Regions from separate parts of the Homo sapiens genome. Here region 2 is linked to region 1. The links are chromatin loops, found by intact Hi-C in ENCODE. Cell type or tissue: PC-9. All regions are shown on one strand.

Region 1 (8,000 bases):
ACAATGTGGGTGAAGCTCAGACATTCTGCTGAGCCAAATAAGTGAGACATATACATCCTGTATGATTTTATTTATGGGACATTCGAGAACAGTCAAACCCAGCATATGGTGAGAAAAGTCAGGGAGTGGTTCTTCCTGGGCGAGGGTGTCTGGCTTCAGGGGGGCCACAGAGAACCCTCTGGGGGACTTGAAATGTTCGAGTGTGTGTATATATATGCAAAGGCACAAGATGTATGTGAAATATTTGTGCATTTTACTTCATGTAAGTGATGCATATTTTAAAAATTAATGAAGGCCGGGCTCAGTGGCTCAGGCCTCTAATCCCAGCACTGGGAGGCCGAGGTGGGTGGATCACCTAAGGTCAGGAGTTCGAGACCAGCCTGGGCAACATGGTGAAATCCTGTCTCTACTAAAAATACAAAAATTAGCTGGGCATGGTGGCAGGCACCTGTAATTCCAGCTACTAGGGAGGCTGAGGCAGGAGAATTGCTTGAACCCTGGAGGCAGAGGTTGCAGTGAGCTGAGATTGCGCCACTGCACTGTAGCCTGTGCTACAAGAGTGAGACTCTGTCTCAAAAACAAACAAAACTGATGGAATCTGCAGATCTTGTATAGACACACGTGCATGCTACACATGTACAGCCCTTCCCCCTGTGCACTGCCCCTCCCCCTGGCCCCCGCTGCAGCCCCCACCCTGAAATTGAATGCAAGCTTTGCCCTGACTTTTTGTGGTCTTGGGAATTTCCCTGCACCCCAAGCCTCAATTTCCCCATCTCTAACACAGAGGTGTTCGGAGTAGCTATCTCCAGGGGTTTATGTAAACTGCAGAGAGAACAGGGGAGCGTACACGTGAAAGCTTGCGGCACAGTGGACATAAGCTATTAGAATGACTAAAAATAGGAATATCTCTGGAATTCTCCAAGGCAGGAGGGCCCCAGGAAATGGCTTGAAACCAGCAAGAGACAGTTCTTCCCATCCAGATTTGAAGATGGAGATGAGTCCTTATGTGTGCCACATGCCTGGGCCCTGCTGCCCCCATCTAAAAGGTGACCTTGAGGCCTGCGGGTTGCAGATTCCATACATTTCTCCACCCCTATCCAAAAGCAATACGTGTCAGCGCGTGGGTTCGTGTGTTTTTGCAAGCGGTCATGCCAGAGCCAGTCTGCAAGCCTCATTGCTTGTGGATCACCTCAGTCCTGTGTCCTGGGCGCCTGGCCTTGCGGCAGCCTGCCTGGAAGGCACCACTGAGTCCTTCTTTCAGCCCCGTCTGGGGAAGGCAGACAGCTGTCTTAGCTGGGGCAAGGTCAGCAAAGACATCGCCTTCAGGATGACTTTTTCCAGTGGTTCCATGGACGAGACAGGATGGCAAATGTCCTCCCTTTCCTTTTTGGCATTTCTGGACCTGATTTATCCAGATGGAATTTCTCGACTTTCAGGCCTGTGTCTGTATGTGTCACCTCCGAACGAAGGGTGTGACAACCTGACTCTGGTCATTAATACACATGATTCATTGATTGAGAATCTACTTACTGTTAGGTGGTGTATGTGTGTGACTGGGTGGGGCGTGGGCAGCAGTGGTCTGGGGGCTTGTCAGAAAGTTTGCTGAGTGTCAGATTTGTTATTTGGAGGCAACCCATTGCTTTTCAAAGGGGTTCTTTCTCTAGGTTGTGCACACCTGCCGGATGAAGAATCTGTCCACCTTCCTGCTCTGTTTTGGGATTCTTTGTGGCCCCTGATGGGCAGGAAGTTATGAGAGTTGTCGGGGCGAGTGGCAGGAGGCGAGGTTTGCCTCTCTGTCTGCTCCCCTTTCCTCCGGCTACAGATCTGCGGTGCCAGCTGTGGCATCCTAAGTGCTGCCTTGGCGACAGACTGTCATGTCCCAAACCCAGGCCCTGGGACTCACGCCACCTCGGCATCGGGGTGAGCTCATCAAGCCGTGGGTCGGATCAGCTTGGCCAGGGATCAGTGGAGCCCTGTGGCCCTGCTGCCCATCGGAGGGGCATCCAGCCCCCAGGCCAGGCCCTGCTTCTCTCTTCCCAGCCACTCAAGCCTGAAAGCTCCATTTGCCTCTGCCCCTCCCTGTGCCCCCCAAGGACGGCTGCCTCTCAGAGGTTCCCTAGCTGGGTTTCTATTTTGGTCATACGATTCTGCTTCCCGAAAATTCCACCCGCCTGCAGTTCTAGGCAGAGAAGATGTTCTCTTGCTGTTCCTTTTTTCAAAAGTGATCTGTTGGCTGGCGGGTTGGCGCTGAGCGAGCGGCCACCTCAGACTTGGCTGTGTGTCCGTCTGCGAGGGTGAGCAACAGGCTCACAGAGCTTCCAGGGGGAGAGGCGCTGGCGGGGACCACTGTGTGGCCTGAGTGGATTTTTAAAATAATCTTTGACTCAATCCTGGGGCAAAAGGAGAGACTGTGAACATTCCCGAAGAAAGGAATCTGTGTCTTCAGTTGTCAGGGGCAGCCCACCTCCCGAGTGAAATGATGAGGCCCCCAGAGTGATTTCTTTTCCGGGGGGGATCCTTGCTTCCCTGTGTCAGGGTCAGGGTGTCGCCATCCAGGAAATCACCTCTTTCCTGAGATGCAGGATAAAGTAGTGGTTAGGGGGGTGGAGGAGCCAGGTTGCCTGAGAATGAATCTTGGCTCTGCTACTTAGAAGCTGTGTGACCTTGGGCAAATTACTCACCCTCTCTGAGCCTCATTTTCCCCCTATATAAAATGGGGAAACGATATCAGCTGCTTCATAGGGTTCTTGTGAGACAAATATGAACATACACTAGATGCGTACAGTTCTCGATATAAAGTAAGTGGTATAGATGTGCTAGTATTTTGATTATGACAAGCGGCTCACTGACCCACTAACACTTTAGTAAGATTTAGTCGATCCACTGCCAGGTAGCCTGGGAGGAAAAGTACAAAGTGTGGAATGGAGAGGGTGTTGGAAGCACGTTTTACCTCCTCCACACATTTTCTGAAGGTCAGCAGGATCTGAGGTAAAAAGAGAATTCCTAAAGTGCTGACCAACCCATTTTATTTTTATAAAAATGTCTTCCTTTTTTTCGTAATGCTTTCGAAGGGGTTGGGGACTAGTGCGTTCAAGTTGTTGTAAAATAGACTAACTATAGCAGGGAAAGGGCAGAATTGTCACCGAAAAGATTGTTCTTTCAATAATAATCCAGTAGGCCCCATTTACTGGGTATTGATTCTGTGTGTCTTGGGCTTTGCATAGGTTAGGGAAACCGACAGGCTTGTATCATCACCAGTGTCATCACCCCGTGTCACACATGAGGACATGGAGTTTCCCCAAGTCTCACAGCCGGGGGTGGGAGTGGATCTGGAGTCCCCTAACCCCGTGCTACCCTCTGTTGACTGAGACCTGGATCTCAGCGTAGAGCTCTTGCTTGGTGGGGCAAAGAGGAGGGCTGAACTGGCCTCCCCAGCAATCTTGTCCTGTAGTTTTTGGGAGTGGCCAGAGATTTCTCCACATATTCACAGGGCCTACCTATTGGGTAAGCACCCAGGAACTTGATGAAAGGAGGGGTGATAAGAATGAGAACTTTCAGGTGTCTGCCACAGAGATGAGCGTCACCTGCCAGGGCTGAGAGTGAGAAGATGTCTCATTTCTGAATCAGTTCAGGTTGAGGGCGTGAGTCATGAGTTGATGCTTCCAGCAGTCTTTGGGCCTCTGCTGTGCGCAGGCCTCCTGTGCCATGCTGGGGCTCTAAAGCCAGGAGCCGTGGTTCTCAGCTGGGGGCGAGCCTGCCTGGCAGGAGATGTTTGGCGATGCCTGGAGACATTTTTGGTTGCCACAACGGGGAGAGGGACAGGGCAGCTGCTATTGGCATCCAGTGGGTAGGTGGCTGTGAGGATCAAGTAATTTACTACATGTAATGTGCTTATAACAATGCCTAGCATGTAAGTTCTCAATATATTTTAGCTGCTTTTTCTGCATTATAATCATCTTCATAATAATTATTGATGTAAGACTCCTATCTGCCTCTAAGAACCTCAGAGTCTAGAGGGTAGACAGACGAGTGAATCCATAGATAGACTTCAATGTGGGACTCTGTGGGACCTGGGAGTGTAGAAGAGCTGCCTGATCCAGCCTGGGGAAACAGGGAGGGCCTCCAGGAGGGGGTGGCTCAGGTCAAGTCATGATGGATAAATAGTGGCTTGTTAGGAGATGTAAGGTCGGGAGGTATGGAAGGGAGTTCTGGGTAAGGGGAACAGCATGTGCGTGACATGGAGGTACAGAGGCCCTTGAGCAGCAACCTCTGAATCCCCCATCCCTGCTTCTATCTTCTTCCTCCCTTTGGTACTGATGCTTCGTATGCAGGCCAGGTACCTCCCATGGTAGGTGAAATGGATTTTAGGTGGTCCACCAGTGAGGACGTTGTATGTGCTAAGAACTATTTTTCAGCGCTATTTTCTCTTTGAACTAGTCAGAAGGAGTGGAGTTTCAGGCCAGGCATGGTGGCTAATGCCTGTAATCCCAGCACTTTGGCAGGCCGAGGTGGGCAGATCACTTGAGGTCAGGAGTTCGAGACTAGCCTGACCAACATGGTGAAACCCTGTCTCTACTGAAAACACAAAAAAATTAGCCGGGCATGGTAGTGGTCACCTGTAATCCCAGCTACTCAGGAGGCTGAGGCAGGAGAATCGCTTGAACCCGGGAGGCGGAGGTTGCAGTGAGTCGAGATCGCACCACTGTACTCCAGCCTGGCAACAGAGCAAGACTCTGTCTCAAAAAACAAAAAACAAACAAACAAAAAAGGAGTAGCGCTTCAGTGAGGTACTGCTGTACCATTGACACCTTTCTTTCTAACACTGGCTCCTCCCTTTCCCTGTTCCTAGGTCTTGACTTTCTGGGGTCTTGGAAATGTTCCATATTTTGATTATGTTGGTGGTAGCAAGAATGTATGACATTTGGCAAAACTCGTCAAACTCTATACTCAAAACACTGACATCTGTGTATATGAGTTATACCGCAGAAGCATTGGCGGGGGCGGGGCTGTATAAAGCCTCAGACTCAGAGCCTTTGCCCAGCCACTGTGTCTTGCTTGAATTTAGTAAGTTTTATTTTTATTGTATTTTTACCCTACCTTCTATTTATGGAGGTGACATTGATTTTCCATCTGCAGTAGTGGTGTAAAGTTTCCTTTTAAAATAAAAAAAAAATAAGTGAGTGAATTTAAATACTAGAAGTATTAAGTAAATACTTTTTGGTGGCACATGGATAGAGCAAAGATCGTGCAAGTGGTTAAAAAAAAAGCAAGCTTTTTGGAAATCCTCCTGAGAACATTTGGTGGTTCTGAGATGAAACTAACTTCACCCAGTGCCGTGCGGGCATCGTGATGACTGTAAGAAAGCCGCCTGTGAGCGTGGCAGTTGTTTAAGGAGAAATAGTGACGAATCTCAGCCACTGACTTAGAGAAATATTTTAATGATGTGCTATTTGTGAAATTTACTGTCAAATACCCAGGGGACTGAGAATTAAATGATTATTAATTATCTTCATATTCCCTGCTTGCTGGTAAACATTTAAAGTCTTGTCAAGAGGAAAAAAAAAAAACTGCCGCTTGGATTAATGAAAACCAATGTAAATGCTTTAAATACTTTTGCTCAGCACACTGGAGCTTTCTGTTTTTCAGAGCTCCTAGGGAGTGTGAGTGATGTGTGTTTTCAGGACTGCGTTTCTGTGGACTGTGCACATCAGCCCCAAGGGTGTGTTTCTGATAAGATACAGTGCAGTTCTTCTGATACGGCCGGAATTTTTGCTAAGAAACTTTTTGTGTTTTGTTTTTCTGGTTCGAAGGGCAGTGAATTCTCAGAATGTTGTCGGCCATGGGTTTGACATTCCTCTTTTCCTAGATTAAAACTCTGTGCTCTGTTACCTTCTAGGAAGGCGTGTGTGTGTGTATGTGCGAATTCAAATACACATTTACATTAAACTACAGCCTCACAAGAACTCCAGGCCTTACAGATGCTAGCTAGAAAAATCAAAGGATTTCAGAGCCAGAAGCCACCAAGGAAACTGATTCAGTTTAATGCTGTTCAGTTATAAATGAGAAGGTGTTGAGGCCTCCAGTGGGTGGGGGACTTTTCCAAAGTCACGCTGCTACTTAGTGGCGGAGCAGGACTGCACTCTTCATTTCCTGCTTCGTAAAACAGGGTTTCATTACTGTATATCATGCTATGTCACCTACCACCTATGAAATAAAATTAAAAATGTTTCTTTTGGGAGTTACATTTATTTTCTTACACAATTACACAAATCAAAGGAAGTCTCCTTTCTGCCATGCCACTGTCCTCCCATTCCTTAGTTCCCCTCCCTGGAGGATGTCACTATTACTTGTGACTTCCAGAGAAAGCCTGTGCATCCTTCAGCTGTGCGTGTACATCTGTCTGTGTGTGTACATATGTGTGTGTACATCTGTCTGTGCGTGTACATCTGTACATCTGTGTATATATGTGCAGGTGTAATCTGTATACATCTGTGTGTACATCTGTCTGTGTACATTGTGTGTACATCTCTCTGTGTTTGTGTACATCCTCTCACTTTTTATGCTGTGCACACTATACAGCTTGCTTTTCTCTAATACTAAATCTCAGTGGTCATTCCATGTCAATGCATAAAGAACTTCTTCAGGCCTTTTTGTAGCTATACTGTATCCCATCATATGAATGAGCCAGAATTAATTCATCCCCAATAGATGGGCTTTGGGTTGCTTCCAGTCTTTTGGGATTACAGTCAGGGTTGTAGTAATGAATCTTAAGCATACACAGGTCATTTTGCACAGGTGAGAGTATATCTGCAGGAAGAATTTTTTTTTTTTTTTTTTTTTGGGACAGGTTCTCATCCTGTCACCCAAGCTGGGAGGTGGTGGTACGATCATGGCTCACTACAGCCTTGATCCTCCCACCTCAGCTTCTCCAGTGGCTGGGACTACAGGTAGGTGCCACCATGCCCAGCTAATGAAAAAAAAATTTTTGTTTTAGAGATGGGGTCTCTACGTTGCCCAGGCTGGTCTTAAACTCCTGACCTCAAGCAATCTTCCTACCTCTGTCTCCCAAACGGTTGGGATTCCAGGTGTGAGCCACCATGACTGGCCCAGGATGAATTTCTAAAAGTAGCATTGCTTGGTTCCGAGGGCACATGTGGTTCCGGGGGCACGTGTGTTTGGAATTTTCATGGATATTACAAAATGACCCTCTCTAGAGTTATAGCCTTCTATCTTTTGGTTTGGATATTAGCATCTTTGAGTAATAGTTTATTCCAGGTAGACTTTTCTGAACTTGCCTCATTCATTCAGCCAACACATCCTTTCTGAGGGCCTGTTTAGTGGCAGGACCATTCCAAGTGCTTAGGGGCATGGCGGAGCAAGAGTCCTCATGGCATTTGCTGATTGGTGGGGGTGGATCTCGAGGTCGAGGGAAGGGCAGACTGGAGGTCGAGGGAAACGGAGCACTCCACAGTTCCTCAGTCGTTATGGTGAGATGTGCACAGAACACAGCAGGGGCCTGTGAGTGGGGCCTGAGCTAGTCAAGTGGTCAGGGGTCCTTCTAGAAGCATGCAGTACTTAAGCCCAGCTCATGGGCATGAATGGGCTTTAGTCCTGTGGAGAAGGGGGCCTGGCAGTGGGTAGGGGAGGAGCTGTTGAGGCAGGGGGAGCAGCAAGTACCAAGGTCCCGGGGCAGGAAGGAGCTTGATGCTTTTAAAAACTCCCCTTTGCCAGACACGGTTGTTCTCGTCTGTAATCACAACACTTTGGGAGGCTGAGGTGGGAGGATCACTTGAGCTCAGGAGTTGGAGACTAGCCTGGGCAACATAGTGAGACCTCCTGTCTACTAAAAATAAAAAAAAATTAGCTGAGCCCGGTGGTGTGCACTGGTAGTCCCAGCTACTTGGGAGGCTGAGGTGGGAGGATTGCTTGAGCCTGGGAGGTGGAGGCTGCAGTGAGCTATTATTGCGCCACAGCACTTCAACCTGGGCAGCTGAGTAAGA
Region 2 (8,000 bases), 140 kb after region 1:
CCTTCCTCCCAACTGTTTCCACTGAGCGCACCCAGTCTCCCCTAGTCTTCCTCTGTGGGTGTGATTTTTGTGATTTTTACAAACAAAACCCTTGAAGTTCTTGGCAGATGTGTTTGTTTCTGTTTGCATGTACTGCAGATACCCCAGGACAAGCGGGGGATTCATTTTTCAGCCATTCAGTTGTTTCCTCAATAATCCGCAGCAAAGTGAAAATATTCTTAGCACTCAGACTGTACTTAGAGTGTTTTCTCAGTCCAGTCTGTACAGTCTGTAGGCAGAAGGCCTCAGAAGAAAGTCATGGCCACTCAGTGCCCACTGTGGGCTTTGTAAGTCCTGGCTCTCCCGTCAAGGTTACCCAGAGGTAAAAGCTTCCTGGGAGTGGGGCCAGGTGTGTTTGGCACTCCAGATAGAAGGCAAAATGCTCAGATTCGGGCCTGTGCACTTGTATGCAACCTGTCGGTCGATACCTAGCATTTATTTTTCCCTGACAATGAACGACCTTTCCCTCACCCACCCTAAGCTCAAAGAGTTTAGCAAAATTCTCTTTTAAATAAACAGAATGCCAGTAAGAGGTTGACCCCTACCATGGAACTTCTGGGATGCTAAATACTTCCTCATGAACAAAATAAGTTCCTTATTATAAGTTCCTTATACTAGCAGCTTCACCTAAAGAATTTTCTCTCCAGCAATATTGACTTCACTGGGGAAAAGCCAAGAGTGTGTGGTGAGTGATTTGTTCTCACTCGACCTGGCTAGGACTGGCTAGGAGCTGTTTTTTGTACATGAGGGAATTTGGGCTTTCCTCAGTTATCTGAATGTTTTACCCAAGTGCCTTCCTGCTATTGTAGCAAAGTAGCTCAGCTTCCTTGTCCACAGGGTGAAAAAGGACTAATGCATTTTCCATCAGTTTTCTAACTATGTTAGCAAAAACGGCCTCCTGGTAGCTCAACCTCCTGTACGCGTGTGTGTGTGTAATACACACACAAATAAACCCCTCTGTTTTTCTAAGACATCTTAGCTGGATATTATAGGAAGCACTTTCATAAACAACTGTAACAAATCGCAAAGGAAAGAGAAACAAAAGCATTAGATTTGAGACATAAACAGGCAAGAGAAAGTGTATTAGGAACTGACAGCTATCAAGGAAGTTTTGTCAGTTACAAATGCTAGGAGGAAATTTTGCCAAGAAGGATGGCTCATGAAATATTTCCAGTACGGGAAGAGGCAATAAGATCCTCTAAGAGAATGAGAAAGTAGGGGTGTCTAAATGGTAAAGATGGGTGTGTTGCACGTGTGTTAGAAGGATCTCAGTTGAGTGAAGGTTTGCACTGCTACATCTAAGTTAATGTAAATATGTAGCACTCTGACAGGTCTACCGTGTTGCTGAATGTAGTATATTTCCAAAGTTTGCAAGTCTTCCTGTATTGTACAAAGATGCTGCTGCTTGATAATATGTATAGCAATCCAGATTAGTATGTTATTAAATTTTATTTTCTTACCTGTATTTTTATGCTTTTTACCTGTCCTCAAAATATTACACCCCTGTTGGAATTAGATTTATATTTATAAATGGTCAGAAATCTTTTTAAGTGTCTCTTTTTACACATAGGTTGATTTTTTTTTCTTAAGAGAAATGATGTATTCTTGAAACATTTGTTACTCATTCCAGGAAACAAAAACCCATATAATAAAACCCCCACTCAGAGCCTGTTAGTCACCTCTCTAGAAGATGGCATCTCAGGAGAAGGAATGGCTTTGTGGAAGAAGGAATCACCTTTTTCTTGCTCAAGAATTATGCTGACTTCAGCCCTGAGCCTGGATCTGGTCACTGAGAATCATCAAGTGTCTAGATCCTCCCCCCAAAATAACTAATTTAGTAGGTGATTTTGATTTTAAAAAATTGACACCAAAACCCTGCCTGCATTGTAATGGAATTCGAAAAGAATTCATGTTCACAGAACTCAACGTTCAGGCTAATATTTACAGAAGGGACCAAATCTAAATCCTGGTAGATAACTCCTGTATGCTTTATCCAAAGGACACCCACAGTTTTCCAGCATAGATATAACCAAGGATGAATTGATTCCTTCAAAGAACTGGGAGGCACGGATATTGCATTTTTTGTTTACATCCAGTAGCCAAGACGCCTCAGTGAGCCAGTCTTGGGCAGAGGCTGTCACATTTAGGCAGATTGGAAGTTGGTATGTTCTAATTCTCACTCTGGACTACAGTGAGGCTGAATTTATCATGTCAAAAAAAAAAAAAAAAAAAGACCTTTCCAAGTGCTTTCTATTGCTCAGAATTGAAAGAATGTTTTCATTTCAAGTTTACAAGAGGCATGGATGGAGTTGTGACGTTCTTGACAAGCTGGGCTAACCTTTCCCGAACTTGTTTCCCGGAGGCAAGGTGCTCGGTGACCCAGCGCATCTTAACCTTGGGTCTCCTAGGCTCGAGGCTAGGGCATTACGTTTCGTGGAACCAAAGCAGCCAATTGCATAGCAAGTATTTTCCTGCATTCCAATTAAATGCTTAAGAAAAAGCAGCATCCTATAAAATTGTGATCATAAACATCCATTTCCCTCAGCTTTTGTGAGTGCCTTGACTTACAGCCAACATCACTGTTTAACTCAGTCTGTTTAAAAACAAACTTTTCTGGTGGTTGATAACAGAGAGTTGCTCCCTGAGCCATCAGGGTCCTGGGAGCTGGAAGTGAAAGGGTTATTAACATTCTACCTTTATGCAGCTGTTGGCTGACCAGAATAAACTCCCTGCTGAGTTCAAGCTTTGAATGGAATGGATGCAAATGATGTTGTTTCCATTAGAGCAGGTGCTCACAGCATTCTGATTGGCCTGAGCAGACCGAGGCTATGGCTGTTGGGACAAGCTTAGCATCCTGGACATCTTGTCAAAGAACCTCACTCACCCCTCTGGCCTCTACAGCCCTCAGAGGAGAGAAAACCAATTCTCCAACAAACAGGTCTCTCCAACATGGTGGTGCTGGCAGGCTTAGGTTTAGAAAATCCTGACTGTTAAAGGCGTTTGAATACATCACATTCCTATGCAAATGTTTTTAATCTCCAGTTTAATGTAGTTTATTTTTCCTATATGTAAAGTATTTTTATACGGCTTGTATCATGATAGTTTAGCAATAAAACAGTTGGAAGCAACATCTACTTTGGTGTATCTTTCTTTTCCAGAGAGGCTACTCAAATATTCCCTTTACATTTCGGGCTCCCTCAGCAAGGAACATTTTGTGTGTGTACATAAGTGTGTGCATTTACTCCTCGTCTCAGCCCTAGGAGGTAGGTACAGTCCCACCGTGCTTGTGACTCAGGCTCAGAAGCCACTTGCCGGAGGTGACAAAGCCACATGGTCAACCTGAATTTGTCTGGTTCTCTCCAGCACAGCTCTGCTGTAATCTGTGCCTTTAGACTACTTTTGAGGTAGCATTCATAAAAGAGATTTATGATGCCCACCTTAGACCAGCTTTCCAAGGGTCCCAAAGCATTCATGGTCAACTGGGCTAAGCCAGCCACTTGGAAGGCAAAAGCCATCATTTTTATTTGAGCATCTTGCAAAATATCAAGGCTAAAGAAAAAAAATGCACCTTATACCTTCAAACCCACAAACATAAGTACTAGAACCTTCTAGCCAAGTTCCTCCTTAAAACAGCTTTTGCCCTCCTGTAGCTAAAGCACCTAAGAGGTTTGGAAGTAGCTGCTATTTTTAATGTCTTAATATGGTTCGAACCTCCTCCCACCCTTTAACCCCAGGGAAACGGGATACCTGCCCCCGGCCCTGTGTTTTAGGGACCCACTTCACCCCACCATAGCCCTGCACTTGGAATGTCTTCCTGGGAATTTTCTAGCCCCCCATTCCAGTGCGTGTAACCAGCACTACCAAATGGGCAGGGGTCCCAAGCTCAGACAGGGACCTGCATGGGTCCTGGCTGCTGGAAGTGTCTATCTTGAAATAGCCTTAGTCTCCCTCTGGTGGCTGGGACTAGCTGGCTCCCATTTCTCCCCTTCAGATGCCCCAAAGAGCTCTAGAACCTGCACCTACAGGGTCCAGGCCAGCTTCCAGAAGAGCACCCTGGTGAGCAGATTGCTCCTGATGGCTGGTGCAGTATTTTCATTGTGATTTTTGTGGGATGGTGTGAGACTGAATCACCAGAATGGTGCTGATTTAGGAATGGCTCAAATTGCACATGCAGACAGGAGCCCCACAAAAAATATCTGCCCAGGGCTACACCTAAGAGGCAACTGTGCCCCACTAAGATGATTGCTGCCGCTGCGGCCAACTGTTTTGCTTTAACTCACTTTCTGAAAACCTTACACCACTTCTCCTGAATCGAAAGTCAAAATCACTTAAGCAGAGGACAAGGCTAAAACTATACAGTCATTTTTAAAAAAGAAAAAACAAAAAACAAAAAACAAGTCTGTGTTCTACATTTATATTTAAGCCACACTTAATAAACACAAATTTGGCCTGTGCCTCAGTTTCCCCAGATATAAAATGAGTTCTCTAGTCCCCACCTCACAGGTGCTGCATGTTTAATCAATATTACCTATCGATCCACTGTCCCGTCATTTAACAAACAGATTTCAGATTCACCTAAGGCATATCATGGAGCCTTGAGCTCATCTTGAGACCTCATTTGACTAATATCTGGAAGAAAACATTTAGAGCTCTGACTATGGGATTTAAATTTTTCTAAATAGATCATTAAAGCCAGAAACTTGAGTTTATCCAATTTTCAAAACCTGAGATAACAAGGAAGTTCGTATTGGAGCATCTTGGGGTCACTTTGCCAGGAGTTTGCAAATCTGAACATTGTTCCTTGCTGTATCCAACAGCATGGGGTAGTTTCGTACAAAGGAGCAGAAACAGAACAGTGGTTTCGTGCCAAGTTGGGATTTAAGAAGTGGTAAGATTGACAGGAGAAAACAAATGCTGACTCCTACTCAGCCTCTTCATGTTCATACATTGGGAGGAAACTGGGTTCCTGGTAGGACCAGGTTGAGTATAAAATAACGCTGAGGACAGAGGCACAGAACCACAAGGACCTTTAAGAAATGAAAGTGAAGTCATTTCTTTTGTCTGTGGATCCCCAGTAGCTGTGATGGGGTATAGGGGACACACTTGCTATAAACCTCATGACATTTTGTGGTACAAAGATGGACAAGGTCAGACCAAACTTTCTCCAAAAAGGGCTTCTCACTCTAAACCACCTCTTGCCCTGCCCTCCTGGTAAAATTCAGAAGTTGAGCTTTGTAAATGGCCCGATGAGGAGTTATCAAAGAAACAAAACCCCCTGCTGTATATCTGCCGTGTCCCAGGCCCTCTAGGAATCCCTGATTTACGAAAAACTTCAAGCTCTGAAACATTGCGCTGGACTCGAGACAGGAAGTACAGTGACAATTCACTCTGATTTCCAGGGGCTATACTTTTTACATCAGTGATCCCTAAATTTTTTGTTGAAATGGGGACACTTCATCCTTCTATGAAATACTGACAAAACTCCTTGAAAACACGTTGCCAACAGTTTCTGCTGCTGTGCAAAGTGTCAGAGGATATTTGATTCAGAACCCTCTGCCCTTAATACCATGAGAAAAAAGCATTCACAGGACAACCGTGGAGAGGGTTGTATTTACACCTTCACATACACACGTGCCAGACTCCTGTATGACCTCCCCAACTATGTGCCTTCTTCTCTTTGGTAGCCAGGAGGCATTTTGAGTTCAACATGCCCCAAAATTTCCTGATTCCCAATCTCCTCTTCCTCCCTTCTCCCAACACACACCCATCTTACTCATCAGTTTATGGCAACACCATCTACACAGTCGCTTAGTCAAAACCCTGGGAATAACCCCGGATCCTTCACTGTCCCCACTGCCCACATATCAGCAAGTCCTGCTGGGTCCCTTCTGAAATCATCCCACCTCTATGCCTCATGCTCACCAGAACACCCTCATCTCCTACCTGGATGACACAACAGCCCTTTGCTGGTGTACTCCCGACCTCCCCGTCCACACAGCAGCCAGATCGAGGTTAAAGCAGCCTCAGATCCCATCACAGCCCTGTTTAAAGCCCTCCACGGCTTCCCTTTGCGTTCAGGATGATCCGAATTTCAGGCAAGAGGCTCAGCCATCTTCCTCGGCCCCAAGTTCTCCAGCCTCCAGGTCTCTTTTCTGTTCCTTGCCCAGACCACACCATTCCCCACCTCTCTCTCTGTCTCCTCCTAAAACTTGAAACGCTTTGACCCCCGAGTTTCGTGGACTGGCTCTTCCTCATTCTTCAATTTTCCAATCAAATTCTTGTCCTCAGAGGACTTCAGTGACCGCTGTCATGTGGGACCTACCCCATGCCCCACCCACACATGCACTCAGCCTGGCATGTCAAAAACGCTGTTTGGATGGCCGTGTGCATGTTTGCTGCCTGTCTCTTGCCCCTGTAAATTCCATGGCGGCGACGATTGTCTTGATTTGCTCAATGCCATCTCTCTACCACCCTGGCATGCGGTATGGTAGGCCCCCAGGAACCGGGTGTTAAATGAGCAAACATGCCTTTTCCTGTGCATGGAGAACAATGGGCTCATCTGGCATGTATGGAAAATTAATCATTTCCTAATATTTAACACATTTTATAAACCAAACAACTGACTCAAGGGAGACTTTCCTCCTGCCCCACATGGCTCGGTTTATTCATCTCTAATTACACAGCAGTGTATTCCAGCCTGTCTTCTAGACAGAGCCAGTTCCCTTTGCTACAGAAAGCCAAAGGCCATAATTCCCTAGAATCCTGGAGCCTGCCAGGCCAGTTATCTGCTTTCTGGCAGCCTGCAGTCACCTGTGGCCCTCCTGCTTGTAAAATGCTCACTGCTGTGGCTCAACAGCTCCTTGGGGACAGGTAAGAGAAGGGCCGGCCAGCCAGCTGCCGTTTACAAGCCCAATCTGAAACCGGCTTCTCGGGGGAGTCTGTTTGACAAGGTGAATAACGGATTGTTTGCAGTGGAGCGAGGTGCGGCCAGCGCCTGTAGCTTGCTATGTTAGATGGTGCTAACGCGCTCCGGCTGGGCGCCTCTCCATCTGGTCCTCCCCAGATACACCTGCAGCCGTGCAGTTCAGGAGCCCACGTTCTCATTTATCCTCCCCGTGGTGCAAATAAGCCAGGGCACCCTCTGTGTGCTGCTGGGGTCTTCGACACAGACCTTGGCCCCTGAGCTGGGCTCCAGGATCTGAAGGTGCAAGGGCAGGCTCTCCTAAAATCTGCCCTGTGGACACCCCACCCCCCGTCTCCAGTTCCCTAGACCAGCACTGCCCAGAGTATGTCCAGGGCTCCTCGGAGAGTCGGGCAGTGGGGGTCCCAGGTCCCGTGACTTCCATCTCCCAGGGCTCACGGCCTCCCCTCTGGGACGAGTCTCTTTTGCCATTTATCCCTGTTTATGTCACTCTCATCTCATCCCCTGCGTCTCACTCTGACCCCCATGAGGCTCAGACCCCACTTTCTGCCCCACAGCCCCATGAAATGGTGCTGCCCATCCCTCTGCACCTCACTGCCCCCCATAAACAAACCCCCACATCCTCAGTCTTCCCTCCCCCCAGGGCCTGCGTGTTTTCATCCTAGCTGAAACCCACCGCTCCTGAGCCCTGTCTCCTTGCAGGCCTCTGCGACAATTAGCACAAACTTAGTGGCATAAAGCAACACAAATTCATCACCTCACAGTGCTGGAGGTCCAAGGTCCAAAGTAGGTCCCGTGGGGCTAGCATCCTGGTGTCAGGAGGGCTGCGCTCCTTCTGGGGGCTCTGGGGGAGAAGGTTTCCTCATCCTTTCCAGCTTCTTTGGAAATAGACACGGCTGCCCGCATTCCTTAGCACTCAGCTCTCATCTGCTGGGCCAGCCATCCCATCACTCTGATTCCACTTCCAGCCTCACGCCTCTTTCTCTAACAAACTCTCACATCTCTTTCTTTTGCCTCTAAAGACTCCTGTGATTACATG

What was found. A loop is a pair of places that touch in the nucleus more often than their neighbours do. Peaks named below come from ENCODE experiments on the same cell type or tissue, not always from the same donor. Only the 100,000 strongest peaks of a DNase experiment are listed, where the experiment ranks them.
Region 2: a loop joins it to region 1, with 2.8 times the contacts of the local background. A loop is called at or near these places in 22 of 110 quality-filtered maps.

What each region holds. Positions count from the first base shown.
Region 1 is chr20:51,526,926-51,534,925 of GRCh38, reverse strand. The region is part of intron 1 of NFATC2 (nuclear factor of activated T cells 2); the gene reads left to right. Among named protein-coding and RNA genes, the nearest start is that of NFATC2, 12 kb to the left of the region's middle. RefSeq lists enhancers at 825-2,024, 3,456-3,625, 3,666-3,715. In PC-9, no CTCF peak of the experiment used is centred here; DNase peaks (open chromatin) are centred at 1,465, 1,835 and 3,595; H3K4me3 peaks cover 921 bases; H3K27ac peaks cover 3,586 bases.
Region 2 is chr20:51,382,130-51,390,129 of GRCh38, reverse strand. NFATC2 (nuclear factor of activated T cells 2) reads left to right here. Exons shown (of 11, transcript NM_012340.5): 11 at 1-3,167. All of the region lies in intron 2 of LOC105372663 (a long non-coding RNA gene), which reads right to left. Among named protein-coding and RNA genes, the nearest start is that of MIR3194, 67 kb to the left of the region's middle. In PC-9, CTCF peaks have their summits at 3,777 and 3,977 (motif pointing left); a DNase peak (open chromatin) is centred at 1,709; H3K27ac peaks cover 1,769 bases.